2 separate regions of the Homo sapiens genome follow, and region 1 is linked to region 2. Evidence: chromatin loops called from intact Hi-C (ENCODE). Cell type or tissue: prostate gland. All regions are shown on one strand. Region 1 overlaps BABAM2 (BRISC and BRCA1 A complex member 2). Region 2 overlaps BABAM2 (BRISC and BRCA1 A complex member 2).

What was found. Peaks named below come from ENCODE experiments on the same cell type or tissue, not always from the same donor. Only the 100,000 strongest peaks of a DNase experiment are listed, where the experiment ranks them.
Region 1: a loop joins it to region 2, with 3 times the contacts of the local background. A loop is called at or near these places in 4 of 110 quality-filtered maps.

Annotation. Positions count from the first base shown.
Region 1 is chr2:28,147,333-28,155,332 of GRCh38, reverse strand. The region is part of intron 7 of BABAM2 (BRISC and BRCA1 A complex member 2); the gene reads right to left. It overlaps LOC100505736 (a long non-coding RNA gene), which reads left to right. Exons shown (of 3, transcript NR_120504.1): 2 at 4,064-4,157; 3 at 5,093-6,778. Among named protein-coding and RNA genes, the nearest start is that of MIR4263, 150 kb to the right of the region's middle. In prostate gland, no CTCF peak of the experiment used is centred here; DNase peaks (open chromatin) are centred at 4,602 and 6,512; H3K27ac peaks cover 2,760 bases.
Region 2 is chr2:28,089,009-28,097,008 of GRCh38, reverse strand. The region is part of intron 6 of BABAM2 (BRISC and BRCA1 A complex member 2); the gene reads right to left. Among named protein-coding and RNA genes, the nearest start is that of MIR4263, 97 kb to the right of the region's middle. In prostate gland, no CTCF peak of the experiment used is centred here; no DNase peak of the experiment used is centred here.

The DNA of each region.
Region 1 (8,000 bases), 58 kb before region 2:
ATTTGTAAGGCAAAAGCCACCATAAATCATCCATTTGAGTTGTGCTAGTTAAACATATACTTGCAGCTGAGCAAACGGAGGGTAAAGATTGTGATAATAAAGAACTATCTACTTCTACAGCTGTTGAGGTAGTTTTTAAAAAGAACTCAAATATTCCAGAAGTCTCCAAGTACTTTTTTCTTTATCTTTTAATTTAGCCTGCCTTTTCTGAGGTGCCGACCTTCAAGATTTTTTAAAACTTCAATTTTATTTTTCTGTAATGTTAAGTTACTTAGGTTGCAAAGGTATTAGTTTACAGAAGCAAAAGAGAGAGAAGAGAGATACAGGAAGAATACAGATAAAGCAAATGGAATAAAATTTAAAAGGTAGGAATAGCACGGAGATACAAAACAGGGTCTGTGAAAGACTGATTCTCAACTATAAAGTGTATTCATATACTTGTTTACTTAAGAAAAGACAAAAAGAACACAAATATACAAACTCTGTTAATAGTTACACTGTTGACATATCTCCCATAGCCACATTTTCTGAGCCATTTTGAAGAAATCTTTTATTTAACCTTTTCTATTCTCAAGTATCTTGTCCTGTGAAACAAAAGGACCTGATTATATGATTTTTAACGACTCTTCTAGCTAGAAGTTTGCTGTTGTTGCTGCTGTTTTGAACATTCTCTGAGTCTATGAATGATTTAAAAAAATACATAAAGAAGGGCAAGGAAAGGAAAGGCAAATGAAGGCACCAGAAGGAATATAAGATTTCATACACAGAAATGTAAGAAAAATAATGCTTTCCAGCCTAACACCTCTACTTATTAAAGGCATTAATTAAAGTAACCAAATGTGGCTGTTTTCACTCAGGATATACCCTGCAATGCCAAAATAGCAACCACCTTACCACCACCACTCCCCTGTTCCCCTAAAATCAGAAATGTTTCCTTTGAAATATTCGTGTTTCTCCAAGTTGAATGTGTCATTATCCAAAAGAAGTCTCTAAGCTAAACTTCCATATTCAGCTTCAGGTTTTGAATTCATAAAATGAGGAACTTAAAACTGACCTCTCTTGCCAAGGTGTTGCCTATTTTGTTTAATATGGCACTTTAAGGCCTTCAGTTTTAAGACACTTGAGAAGTACAAAGTATCATTATGTTAATTACTATTATTATAAGGCTCCAGAGCTTAGGTGAGCTATATGCTAATGTCTAATGTACTCAGTAGTGATCTACGACCCAGGAAGGTGATTTCCAAGCATCACATGTCAGTCTATTGTCCTTGTGTAACTCCAAAGAGCCACACACAATAGGCAGAAGCAGGCACAGTGACTTGGGCTTTGATAATATTGCTGGAGTCCAACTTTCTGTGCAACTCTGCTGAATACTAAGAAAAATATGACCCTACTCTTTCCCCTAAGGGTATTCTTTACAGAATTCAAATCAAGATAGACCACAGAAAAACCAAAAACTCAATCGTGCATGTCCCGGAGAAAATTAGGTAGTAACTCCTAAATAAATCAGTACTTAACCAACTTCAAGACAGATATTCCTAAAGTTTAGTGTGTGTTCAACTACCTATGAAGCTGGTGAAAATGCAGATTTCTGAGCCCCTAAAATTCTGATTTGGTAGGTCTGGCATGGGTTCAAGGAGTCTACACTGTTAACAAGTTCCCAAGGCTGATGCAGGTGGTCCACTGACAACATTCTTGAGAAGCACTGCTTTGGGGTTCCAGGAAGCCTGCTAATAAAATAGCAAAATTCTGATTCAACACATTCAACAAAAATTTAGAGGTCTCAAAGACAGCAATACCAAGTGTAATGTATTAATTTTTACCACAGTTTCTATAAAGCAGCAACTTAAGAGGCTAAGATTTGGACTACTAGTTCCAAAGTTTTGACCAAAGACAAGTTGAATTGAGAAAATGTTTCAAAAATGCAATGTCAAGAAATCTATATGTATATGAACAAAGTAAGGCAGAAGAAAAGACTTTAGATAGCAAAAGTGGTTGTTATACATTTTGTATTTTCAAATACACCAACTAGCAGCTTAGAAAACAGATGTGGCAAACAGTGGACCAATTTAAGGCCTATTAAGTAAAATACATAAGCAAAAATAAGCCATTTATGAATAAGCTTCTGTAAGGAGGAACATCCAAGGAACAGGATCTGAAATCCTAATACGTCTTTGCATTCTTAAATGCTAAAGTCATGGGGGAGAAAAAAAACAACTCCAAGTGAAATGCTATGAGGTGTTAATGTATCAAAGTGTTACTCACTAAGAATAACACATAAAACTGCTCAAGTGATTACCACAGGGTTTTATTACAAAGACAAATAGGGATACAAGAGATATAGCTAAATGAAGAGGATGGCTTTGCAGAACAACAGAAGAACTATCTACCCAACCCCAGCCCCCAACTAAATTAAAGACTGAACCACTGGCAAGAAAAAGCATATAAACTTCCTATAAAACTCCTGGTATAATCACCAGCGAAATGAACTGGATCTGTACTTAGGGCTCAATGCCTAGTAGCCGATGACCATCCTTTAAGACTCAGCTCAAATCACACCTCTTCTGTGAAGTCTTCCCTTCCTTAACTCAGCAGGAGAAATTTCCCAGTGACTACAACATTGGCTTTGGTATTCAGGTATTGTACTATTTTTATAACCAAAATACCAGTATTTCTGTTGGTGGAGTAGCATGATTTCAGAATGGGTGAGCAGTGTCATTCATCCTGAGCTCTCTCCAGTTCATCCCCTGTGCCCATTCCTGTCTCCCCAGCCACTTACCCAAGACACCTTCACAGTAAAACCGAGGAAGACTCCCAGCTCCTCCTTCCCGTTATCAGCTCCTGCAATTTCCCCTCCCTGCGCCAAACCCAAAAAAGGCGGAGGTTAGACTTGGAGGAGGAGAAAGATCCCTTGAAGTTGAGGGAACTCTTCCCTGGGAAAGGGTTGACCTAGAGAGAAATCAAAGCTGGTACTGAGGCCACCAGCAAGAGCTGAGAAGCTGCCAGAGGATAGCAGTGGCCCTGAAAACTCCACAGCCCTGTTGATCTGGTGTGGAAATTCTGGGAGGCCCAGGGCAGAGGGGCTGTGGTCAAAGCTCTTAGAGGCACATGGCTCTTCATTCTCAATTGTTTAAGGCAAGTTTGAAATCTTGAAGAAATGGATTGCTAAATTTCAGATGTGGCTCTTTGGGGGATAGAAAAGGGGTGCTATAGACAGAATGTTATAGCTTAAAGGCCTCAGGAAAGCATCTCCACCTGAGTTTATTCTTACATATTCTAACATGGTAGATTTAAATCATCCTTTGAAATAAAAACAGCCCCCTGCAGAACTAGGCTTATCACTTATTCACAGTGCCATGTAAATAATCCAGTTGTCACCCCATGCAAACCTGCCCACTCTCTGGTGAGGTGTCAGTGCCCACGAACAGTGGGGGAAAATCTGTGTGTGAAGACTACCAAAAGGGGTTGGATATCTCAAGAAAGACCTGGAAACTCTTCTCTCCAAGAAAAGATTTGAATTGAATTTTCTATTTAGGGAAATCCAGAGGTAGATAGGTAGCAAATGCTAAAAGTTTTAATTTTAAGAAAGGGACCAAATGTTATCAAAGCATTTCCAACTATCTTGCTCTAATTTATTGTTATTCTCATGCTTGTATTAGTAATTAGTTTTAACTCACTATTGAAGAATTACTGTAGAAAAACTTCACTGTAGAGAGGGAAGGGATGCTTTTTTCTTTTCTTTTCTTTTCTTTTTTTTGAGATGGAGTTTTGCTCTTGTCGCCAAGGCTGGAGTGCAATGGCGCGATCTCGGCTCACTGCAACTTCTGCCTCCTGGTGGGTTTCAAGCGATTCTTCTGCCTCAGTCTTCTGGACAGCTGGGATTACAGGTGCTTGCCACCACACCTGGCTAATTTTTTGTATTTTTAGTAGAGATGGGGTTGCATGTTGGTCAGGCTGCTCTCGAACTCCTGACCTCGGGTGATCCACCTGCCTTGGCCTCCCAAAGTGCTGGGATTACAAGCATAAGCCACCACATCCAGCCTCCTTTGTTCTTTTTTCCTAGGTATTCAATGCCTCAAGAGGAGCTGGTCTGGCTGGAGCATGTAGGCATAAAACAGGTACCAAAAATCATCTTGAGTCAGCAAAAAGAGCTGCAGGTATAGTATCTGAGAAATTAAAAACCTCATATATGTTTACTTTAGAACCTACAGAGTAAAGTCAAAAATCCTAAGTATCTTTTAAGAGCCTCAGTGCACTTCATCCATCATTAACTACTATCGATAACCATCTTACCCACAAATCTGATTAGAACGCTGCCTTCTGGCCTCTTAATTTCCTTAAAGAGTCAGAGCTGTGGGAGCTATTAACTTTAGGTTCCCTATCAAACTATCATTGGCAAGGACATTGAGTAGCGAGAAGCTTTTCATCATTCTCACATTGTTTTTTTTAAAAAATACATTTCTTTAAAGATAAAGAATGAAACTGCAGTTGCTGGGAGGACCATCCAGTTCACTTCTCATGTTTTACAAGTGGAGGAATCCAGAGAAGTGAAGTGACTTACCAGCCTCGGGTCACCTGGCTAGAGTGAGAGGTAGAAACCAGCGCCAGAACACAGAAGTCCTGACTTCACTGGCTGGCGCTCTTCCCTAGTCTCACGGTCTTTCCAAGAGAGAAGCACAGCTCTTTCCAAGCAGCTTTCTAACTGCTCAGGAGAGGGTGATGTCTACGAACTGGTCCTCCTTCAAGAGCCACTAAAATACTTACAGATTGCCCCATTTAGTTTACCTTAGTTCCACTTAGTTACAAGTTCAAACTTCTATCAGAACATGTGTCAACAGTTCCATGATCTTTAGAGGAAAGACAAGGGAGTGAGTTCTCTCTTTTCTGGCTGTTGTCAGGAAAAGGAGATGGCAGTACTCCAGCTTTTTCCCCCTCCCCTCTGTATTGCCATGTATCCAAGGCATTCTTTTCTTTATTACTGTAAGATACCCTGCAAAGGGCAAGAGGAAGCCATGTGGGACAGCAGATAGAACATGAGACTTGGAATCAGAGAAGGCTAGATTGTAATATTCCCTCTACTTTTCACTTGCAGGGTAGCTTGTCTGAACTACAGACAGACTTAGCTTGTCTGAACTAGAGTGTCTTCACTTGTAAAATGTAAAACATCGCCTACTCCACAAGGTTTTTGCAAGGATGAAATGAGATTCTATATGCAAAGCACCTAGTACAGTGTCTGGTTTGCATGAGCTCCTCATAGAAATTAGTTTCCTTCTCTCTTCTGCTGTTATGGTTAAGATTCGAGACAAGTAATTTAACCAGTTAGTCTCCCCTATATAATGGAAGATAATATATACTTCTGATGAAAAGATACTATGTAAAACAAAATATGATTTTAACCATCAAGATGAATACCTGGAGGCATTAATTCAATGTATAAAATATGCAAAGGTACCAATTCACTAATAAATACACTATGGCAGGAGCTTGTCCCAAGATGCCAATTTGCTGAAGCGAGAGGTACATGCTAGGGCCAAAGTGCCAGGGACACTGACTAAAGCAGCCAGAGAAGGAAGGCTACTACCCTACTAGAGATGTTCAGCACTGAGTAAAATCCCAAGACAGCTAACAACCACCCATCAAGAAATAAGCAGAGCTAAAGGAAGTGGCAACTGTACAGGCGTGTGGAGTGATACGGTGGAAAGAGCGCAGGAAAACCGGGCCCTGGAAACCCTGTGTTCTACCTCCAGATCTGCTGCCAGTGGATGTGAAAGTTTGGCAAGTCCTTTAAAATGCCTGAGTATTCATTTTAACTCTGGAAAACAGAGATGACAATGCCGGCCCTATCTAGCTTGCAAAGAGAATGTGCCTTGTAAAGTAGAAAGCACAATATAAATGTAAAGTTAAACTACTGTGATTGTGCAAATATACAAAGATAGGAAACAAAGGACTAAACTAAGGAAGCCCCAAAGGGTGACAACAAGACGGGGGAATGAAGGCCATCACTCTGATTAGGACACCAGGTGAAGGTTCCAAGGAAGTAACACCAAGGAGCTGAGTCTTCGTACCCAGTACTCAGTGTGTAGACTACCATCCATTATACCAAGGGAACAGGGCAGCACTGGTTATAAACAGGCACAAGAAACATTTAAGTTATACTCGGCTTAATTTTTTTAAAATACAATAAAAACACTACAGTAATAATGCTGTTACCATTTCCATTCCTTGTCTTTGGAATAGTACAATGGGCTTAGCATTCTCTCTTTACTGTGATGAGTGACATATTCTATAACAGGAAAATGCATTGCTATTAATAAGGAACCTAGATCATGGGGCCATAAGCTTTTGTGGACAAGCCCCACACCCAGTTTGAGCTGGTCGGCTTTTCCTGCGTGATACTGGGTCCACACAGACTACTTGGAGAGATGATCATTTATTGCAAGGATATTTGAGAACACGAGGAACAAAGGCAAGCACTTTGTGTGCACTGTGCTCACTCTGGCTCCAGCTCTCCTGGCTCTGGGATGTGGACTGGGTTTCATAAGCAAGGAGGAAAAGTTGCTTAGTGCTGTTCCAGGTAACGATCCAGAAGTGAGTGACAGTACAGCTCTTGTTTGCCCTGCATGTCTGTTACAGAGAGATCTGACTTGACTTTTGGGCCCTCCTGGTATATGGACTTGTACTGGGTGAACTGAGCAGGTCCAATCTGCTGCAGCTAGATCACTGCTAGCTCCTGGCCCATCCTCCAACAAGGCGAGCTGCCCAACTGACAGCTACAAAAAAAGAAAGAAAAAGGATTGGGTTCTGTCCCCCAAAATGTGGTTCTGCATGTAGCAGGCACTATGGCTTGATGGACTCCTTCAGTACATCCAGTTTCCTTGGTAACCCAACTATGTACTAAATGGTTTCCATGGCAAAACACGTTCCAGAGTCCAAATAACCAACCTACACATACAATTTGGAATGCAACTTATTAGTGGGGGGCTGCCTGCACTTGAAAAAATGCATAAGCTTAATAAACAGTCCTGGTTACCTTATTGTGGCACCAAAGCACATGCCTCTGAGGAGCCCATTCAAAGGGCATCACATCAGGGAAGGGGCCAGGGAGTGGGAGAGCCAAACCTAAAGTGTGCCAGACTGAGCAATGCGATACTGTTTCTGCGGTACACAGTATTCCAAGAGATGAGATCTTGATCTGAAAGTAATGGACCTGACAACCACAGAATAAGAGTAAAGTATTTCTGGCATTCCTAGAAATCTCTTCTAAGAACTGAAATAAGATTCTCAACCTTGAACAAGGTGTTCAGTCTACAATTTGGAACTCAAAGGAAAAGAAGGTATTACCTTCCTTTTCAGTTGGAGTGATAATATCCCATTAGGGGGTGTATGAAATGTAGGGAGGTATATTAAGTGGTCTCAATCACTAAGGGGTCATTCATCCAGCAGGCAAGGACCATGGATGCCAGATGTCCAAGAATGCACTGGACCATATCACAAAACAAAATGAGTACAACATCCACGTTGAGACATGTGTCCTATTACTAAAATAATTTCCTAAAGGGAGGCCGGGCGCAGTGGCTCACGCCTGTTATCCCAGCACTTTGGGAGGCCGAGACGGGTGGATCACGAGGTCAGGAGATCGAGACCATCCTGGCTAACACAGTGAAACCCCGTCTCTATTAAAAATACAAAAAATTAGCCGGGCGTGGTGGCGGGCGCCTGTAGTCCCAGCTACTCGGGAGGCTGAGGCAGGAGAATGGCATGAACCTGGGAGGCAGAGCTTGCAGTGAGCCAAGATCGTGCCACTGCATTCCAGCCTGGGGGACAGAGTGAGACTCCGTCTCCAAAAAAAAAAAAAGATTTTCCTAAAGGGAAAAATTATAACTTTTTAATGTATTTCTTGCTACTTGTCCTTTCTTCTTTAAAACAAAAAATTAAGGGGAGGAAAAAAAATCTAAATAATGTTTTTAAAAGTTCTTAATCTGTTTAATGAGAGTTCTATC
Region 2 (8,000 bases):
GCCTATCCCAACCCACAGAAAACAGAGTCTTGATTAAGCATGGAGATACATTTTCATATTGTTGGGAATCCTGTAAGTTGGTCTAATCTTTCCTGAATGCAACCTAAAATATGTAACAAGCTCTCCTTATCCTTTGGCCCAATAATTCTACTCTGGGGAATTAGTTCAAAGAAATAATCCAAAGGAAGAAAGAAATTAGTGCAAGATGTTCTCAGCAGCCCTATTAAAAAATAAAAGAGAAAATGAAGGAGTGAGGGAGGAAGGGAAGAAGGAAGGGAGTGGGGGAGGGTAAGAAGAGAGGAAAGGAAGAAGAATTTAAACAGCTAATAGTATGAGAATGGCTGACAAAACTATGACATGTTAACATAATGGAATGTTCTATACTACTGAAAAAATGGCAACTATGTAAACCACAGATATATGGAAATGGTTATGAAGAGCACTGGAGAGCTGGTTTAGTGACAATCGAAGTGAAAGGATTTGGTAATTATTTGCTTCAACCCCATGCTCACACCAAAGCCTAGGACATCTCATATTCTTTCTGTACCTTCCCTCAACCTCACTCCCGCTAAGATGAGAGAGCTGTCCTTTATTTTCTCCACCATAGCTTAATATGGTTTTTTTTTTTTTTGCTGATCAACAATACCTAAAATTGTTGTAACTTTCCTATTTCTAAATGAGGGTCTAAATGTATGACAATAGGTTTCCAAGCTTTGCACAACTCGTGCACAATTCACTTTTTAAAACAATGGCATTTTAGACAGATGTCAGCCATTCAAACTTTGCTTTGTCTGAAGACTTTCCTGTTAGGCCCCATCTATCCTGCTCACTCGGTTGTGAGGACTACTAGATTCAAACCAATCTAGCCCTGAACCAACAGGAGCCTGGCCAGACCTATTAAGAGTCCCTTTCCCATTGTGAACAATGTAGGGAAAGACAACGAGTACAGGGAGTAAGAGGACAGACTATGGTTTGAAGCTAATCCAGATTTGAATCCAAATTCAACTACTTAATGTTTGACTCTTAGAAATATTTAAGTTCCCTGGTCCTCAGATTTCTCATCTATAAAGAGAGGCCACTAATGTCTATTTTGGACTACAGAGAGTACTTGGTAGAAATTCAGATTGCTCACAAGCCTGATCACCTTCCATTGTTGGTTCTCTTCTTCACCTCCAAGCCTCTTAGGATGCAACACCCAGGATTATACTACTTAAAACCTCAGAGACAGCTGTCGGAATTATTACGTCCTTTGTTCTTGAAACAGCATTTCCATTAATGAAACCTTGTTTTACATGAGATTTTTGGACAGCTGAGTACCAAATCTTTTCATAAGAACCCTAAATACCCCAAATCTTTTTCACATGAACAGCTCTAAATAGATATCTCTCCATATCCTACATTTATTTGTCTGGCTGGTATGTTTTTGTTTGTTTGTTTTTTTACGTTGAGTGTAAAGGTGTGAGATGGAATATAATGAGTACTGGACTATGAATAGAAGGCTTCGCTTGTCTCCATTTATTCAACAAATATTTATCAAGCACCAACTCTGTACTAGCCCCTGTGCTAGGTATTAGACCTACAATGGTGAGCATGTAGACATGGGCCCTGCCCTCACTCAGAGAACTTATAGTGTAGAAGAAAGACAGGAAAGTAAGCCAACAGTTACAAAACCTATGATGAAGGCTCTGCCAGGGAAGGTATAGGCTAGTGTAGGGGCATGGAGGAAAGGCACCTGACCCAGACTTGGTCTAGAAATGCCTCCTGGATATATGTCCTGGCTTTGCCACTCCCAGTGGTTGACTTAACTACCAATGCCTCAGTTTCCTCACCTATAAAATGACGGGACTGCTATGGAGGAAATTTGCCATCAAAATTACAAATGCATTTCCGTTGACCTGGCAATCCTACCACTGGGAACTGGTCCTATAAATAATATCAGCATACAGAGGAAACAATGCATTTACAAGGTTATTCACTTGCAGCACTGTTTATGATAGCCAAAGACTGGCTATCATAAATCATTCCCCTACAAAGGGTGATTTAAGAAGCTATGATACAACACATAATAGACTAATAGGCATTGTGAAAAAAAAAAAAAAAAGAAGAGGGAGCTACGTAGTGGTATGAAAAGATTGCCAAGATGCATTGTTAAGTAAAAACACTGAGATGCAGAGTAGTGTATATAGTATGCCACCTTCTGTGGAAGGAAGAGAATAAATGAGAACATATACTCGCATTTGCATAAAGAAATCCTGGAAAGATACATAAGAAACTAATAAAAGTGACTGTCTATAGAGAACCGGAAAGGGAATGGAGTAGAAAGACATGGGATGGGAGTGAGATTTTTTTCAATGTATATCTTTTTAAACATTTTTGAGTCATATAAAAATATTATCTAACTATTTACATTAATTTTAGGGTGGGACTAGATAATTTGTAAAGCTCTTCCATTCTTAACATTCTATAATTATATAACAATCCACATTTAACTTGTAATAATACAAATATTCATCAGCTTCTTTGTCTATTTGAAAAATGCTTAGTTTATAATTTTTAAAAATAGGATACTTAGGTCAGAACCATATGAATATATTAAAAACACTTCTGTGGCAAACTCAATCATTGCCATCTATCTATATTTAATTTTTAAATCCCTTTAAATGTATTAAAATCCAATAAAGATGTATTGAGTACCTATTCTGGGCCAGACACAGCCACGAACAAGACCAAAAACATCTCTGAATAAAGCATTTATTGTAGTGACCATAAATCATCCTCATTACAGATGTTAATAATGAATTTAAACACAATCATCTCTCTCTACATATAGATATTTGTGTTATTTTAAATTTTTTATTAATTTTTAATAGAAAACTTTGTAGAAAATCTGATTTAAATGTTTTAAATTAAATTTGGGGAAGGGTCAGTCCATTGTTCTGATAATCCAACCTAGGCCTGCACTGAACAGGCTACAAAACACTCCTGGCTATTTCAATGTGTCCTTCAACCTGGCTCAGGACAGAGAACAATTTGGTTATCATTTCCTGCATCAGCCCCCCAGCCTGGCTTCCCATATACACTATTGTACTCCCAATCTGTCAGCAGCATTAATGTTTGATTCTTACGTTTGGTCCAAATATTTCACGATGAAGTCTGTACTTTTGTCTTAACTATTATAACAATTAATTTCTTATCTGTTTCCCTCACTAACTGTGAATAATGTGATGGCTCAGTCCCAATCTTATTCTAAGCCTGAGATGTACAAAGGAGATGTTCAATAATCATTTGCTTAATAGATTTTTAAAAATGAACAAGTGAACAAACAATGGAATAATTAATTCATAACAAAACTAAATTCAAGCTAAATTTAAAAAGTTGTAAAGGAACCAAGAAACCTACAAGGAAATTAACGTTCTATCTTTATTCCTATTACAGGTATACGTCGTAGCCGGCTCTCAGTCCCAAAAGCAGGGTATGGCCATGCAGGAAATAAAGGTTACAGAGTGCTGACATTATGCTGATGACATGCTGTCTTCACCCAAAAAAGGCAAGTGTCTCAGCTAAGATGGTAGTGACTGGTGTGGTACAGTAAAGAAAACTGAATTTGAAATAAAAAGACACAAGTTCAGATCCCACTTTCCTATTTACTAGCTATGACACTCTGAGCAAGAGTTTAACTTTTCTCAGCCTCCCCTGAGCCTTTCCTTCTCTTAAAATGCTAAAACAAAACAAAACAACCCAAAACAGAAAACAAAACAACCTAAAACCAAAACAGTACAAATCTGTCCTGCCTACCACATGGAATTGTTGGGATGAGCATAAAAAATACTCTTTGTGAAAGAGTTTTGTGATAGTAAAGTGGTATACAAATTTAAAGAACAGAAATGATTACTCTTCAAAGCTGGATCAAGATAACTAAAAATAATGATTAAAATTCAATGAGACTAATGTAATAGGGGAAAAGTACATTTTACCTAAAATGTAAGTTCCTAAAAAGCTACCTTTTAATAATTTGATGATAATCATAAAGAATGATCTGAAGATAACACCAGCAAAAGGGCAGTGATCCTATACAGACAGCACACTCAGTGCTATGTGCCCAGGGACTGTCGGATGCTGAGAAGATGAAGACAAAGAAAACATGATCCTATGATCTTGACCCTGTAAGAGCTCACAGTCCAGTAAGGATGGCAAGAATAAGTACAAATGATCAGGGCAGAGAGAGAGAGAGAGCGTGAGAGAGAGAGAGAGAGAGAGAGGCAGAGACGAAGGGAGAGAGGACTTGGATATATTAAGATTAATTGGTTAGGTACAAAATACTATCGAAGAATTAAAAATCATGCTACCCTATTCTTCAACCAGGCTTCTGTTTCAAAGCATCCTGGGGGGCTGTAAAGATTCCTGGGCCCATCCCATGGTATACCTCTGTCTTAAGACTTCTATAATCTCTCTCAGCAATATTTTACAAATTTCACTATAGAGCTCCTTTATATCTTTAAACAAATTTGTTCATATTTTATGCTTTTTGATGCTATTTTAAATGGTATTGTTTTTCTGTTGATATATAGATACTTTTCCAGTTTTTCTGTTAGTATACAGAAATACCATAAATTATTTTTACTACTACCCTTGTATCTTGTCCCTTGCTAAATTCACTCTTTGTCCTAGCAATCTTTTTGTATATTTCATTAGATCTTGTACATACACAATTACAGTGTCTGTAAACAAAGGCAGTTGTACTTCTTCCTTTCCAATCATTATGTCTTTTATTTATTTTTTCTCGTCTTATGGCATTGATTACAAAGTTGAATAGAAAAGTCATAAGAGTGTACATCCTTGCCTTTTTCCTGATTTACTTGGTCATAATGCATTATGATTACCTTTTTAAAAATAATATTCAGTTCTGTTTTCTAGTGTTTTTCTAAAGCTTTCTGTATCTATGTGCTCATTCACGAGGTATAATGGTTTGTAATTTTCTATTCTTGCAACATCCTAACATCCTAGATAGATTTTGGTACAAAGAGTTATTCTTACCTCATAACAACTATTGAGGTTCTATTGGACTACCTTGATAGACTGAAATTTATAGCTGATTTTAGCAACATGCAGACTAAAAATACCAAGCCCAGGGAATGGCTGTGACATTTTATGTGTAAGGTAATTCAAGAAATTATTATATATGCATATTACATGCAAAGTATTTATTGACAAAATATTATTTTCCCAAGTATGCATAAGGAAAAAACTAAGCCACATTTCACTTTAGTTTCATAGTTCCTAGTTCTAATCACTTACCCACATAGACAAGGAAGAAAGGATTGTGTTTATTTACCTTTTATATCTTTATAGTTCTCTAAGACTCAGAAAGAAAACTTCTCCAAGTTTATTATTATTTTCAGTTCAAGTATAATTCTCCTGTACTCTCTTGATATTCATTTCAGATGCAGCAAAGTCTAAAACTGGAAAGAGCTTTGGAGATCACCAACTTAACATCTTTGGTATTTTAAAGACGGATGAATAGGTCAAGGTGAGAAATGAGTTCTCCAGTGTCATCCAGCCCTTTGATATCACAGGCAGAGATGGAACTACTCCTTCCCAACCCTATAATAATAAAAATAGTCTACTCTCCTCATCCCACACCCTTTCCTGATATATCCTATGCAAATGCAACAGAAGATACTTTGCAACTGTGAGATGCTAATACCTATGTATCACCTATCCATCTGGTTAAAAGACTCTCTATTAAAGGAGTTTGTATTTTTTTCGCATCATTTAAAATCAAGGACAGTACTGATTGGCATAAGGCCCCATTTTTATTGTTTTAGGACTAGAAAACAAAAGGCTTAATGGATATTAAAGCTAACATGAAAACAAATTGACTTTCTTATCTTTATAGAAAATCTGAAATTAAAAACTTCAATTTATAAGGGTAGTATAAATGGAAAATATATTGTTAAGGCTCAGGTATTAGGAAAATAACAATCATTATGGTAGATGAAAAAAACACTGATATCCAATATTTCTATAGCACTTGGCAGTTAAGAAAATATTTTTTGTAGATCTCATTTGATCCTCCCAAAATGCAGGAAAATAGAAAAATAAATAATGTATCCTAATTTTCAGGGTGAGAAAACAGGTTCAGAAAGTTAATTTACTAAAGTTTACACTAACAGCAAATGGCAGATCTGGAACTTGAACCCTTGTCCTCTAAAGCAGAGAACAAAATAACGCTACTAACCCCTGGGCCCTTTGGTTGGCTGAACATAAAATTTACACACAAAATGTCCAGAGGTAAACCAGAAGACATCTCTATCTTAAAGAATAGAGATCTTAAAGAAGTATAATAATCCCCGGGGAATGACCCTAAGCTAGAAGCATACCTATGTATTTCAACTTCAAAATTAAAGATTCCGATAGGTGCTATCTACAGGAAAGAAAATACGGACATGAAAACAACAGCTAGAAACTGCTGGGTGCAGTGGCTCACACCTGTAATCCCAGCACTTTGGGAGGCCAAGGTGGGCAGATCACGAGGTCAGGAGTTGGAGACTATCCTGGCCAACACGGTGAAACCCATCTCTACTAAAAATACAAAACTTAGCCGGGTGTGGTGGCGCACACCTGTACTCCCAGCTACTCAGGAGGCTGAGGCAGGAGAATCACCTGAACCCAGGAGGGGGAGGTTGCGGTGAGCCAAGATCACGCCACTGCACTCCAGCCTGGCGACGGAGCGAGACTCCATCTCAAAAAAAGAGAGAGAGATAATTTACCTTTCTCAAGGATTTACAAGGAACTACATGCTTTGTGGCAAATACAAGCACTCTGTCATTTGGCTATGTCATGATTACTACCTTTTACTCATGTACTAGGAGTTAAGAAGTTAAAAGCATAATACCTGTTAACAAAGACAGGTAAAAATTATTCTAAGATTAATCTGAACACGGAAATGGAAAAATTCTGACTAATGTATTATATCTGTGCTCTGCTAACTTGTCTGAGGACACAGAAGACTGTCAGAATAATCTAAATAATAGTAATATAAATAATATAAATAATAAATCCCTAAATCTTTCTATAAAATAATGCTAACTCATAAAACACACACAAAGAAAAAAAATACCACAGAGTTTAACAATGATAACTGGTAGGTAATTTCAAAACAAACATTAATCGCATTGAAGGTAATTTGTGGACACTAAATTTTTTAACAGCATATTTAACTTTACTGCACTGAATACAAAATCAGAACCATTCTGCCATTATGTAACTAGTGGAATATTAAGTCTTCTTACTCATAAGATTTGAAATCAGAGGACCTTTATTGAAGTAGCTGAGCTAACAACACTGGTTTATGAGCCTGGGCAAGTTACTTAAAGTGCACAAAGTGTTTCCTCATCTGTAAGATGTAGATAATAAAAATATCCATTTTTTTCTTGTCAGGTTATCATAACTTCAAAAGTAATAATGCATTTCATTATCTATTACAATGCCTAGAAATCTATCACTTAGGTTCTGGCCCAAAATCTGACTGTGAAGAAAAGAAAGAAAATCAGGTGCTAAAGTTGTATTTTAAAATCACTTAGCAAACTGCCCTCAAGACCTCCAGCATTTAGACTAGTGCTAGCAGAGAAAGAGGTGGCCAAGACATAGTTGTTAAATGGAAAAATGAAGCTAGTCTACAGTGATTTTCACTTTTGAATTGCAATATTTGTTATTCTTCCATAGGTTTGGCTTTCCGCGCTTTATTTCTCTAGGTACCATGTCTGTGGATGTTGGTTTGATCACAGCCATCCCAGCCTTATGTAAACAATGGGTAGTCAATATATTCATGTCAAAGGAATGAAGGAGAGCTCTTTCCTCACTGAATCACAGACACTTGGGGCCAGGAGAGTTCGTAAAAATTAAGTATTATGAAATGACGTTTTGACCACTTGTCTTTGTCCCTTTTCAATAAAAAGGAAAAAAAAAACCCTAAATGCACTACTTTTACAATATCTTTT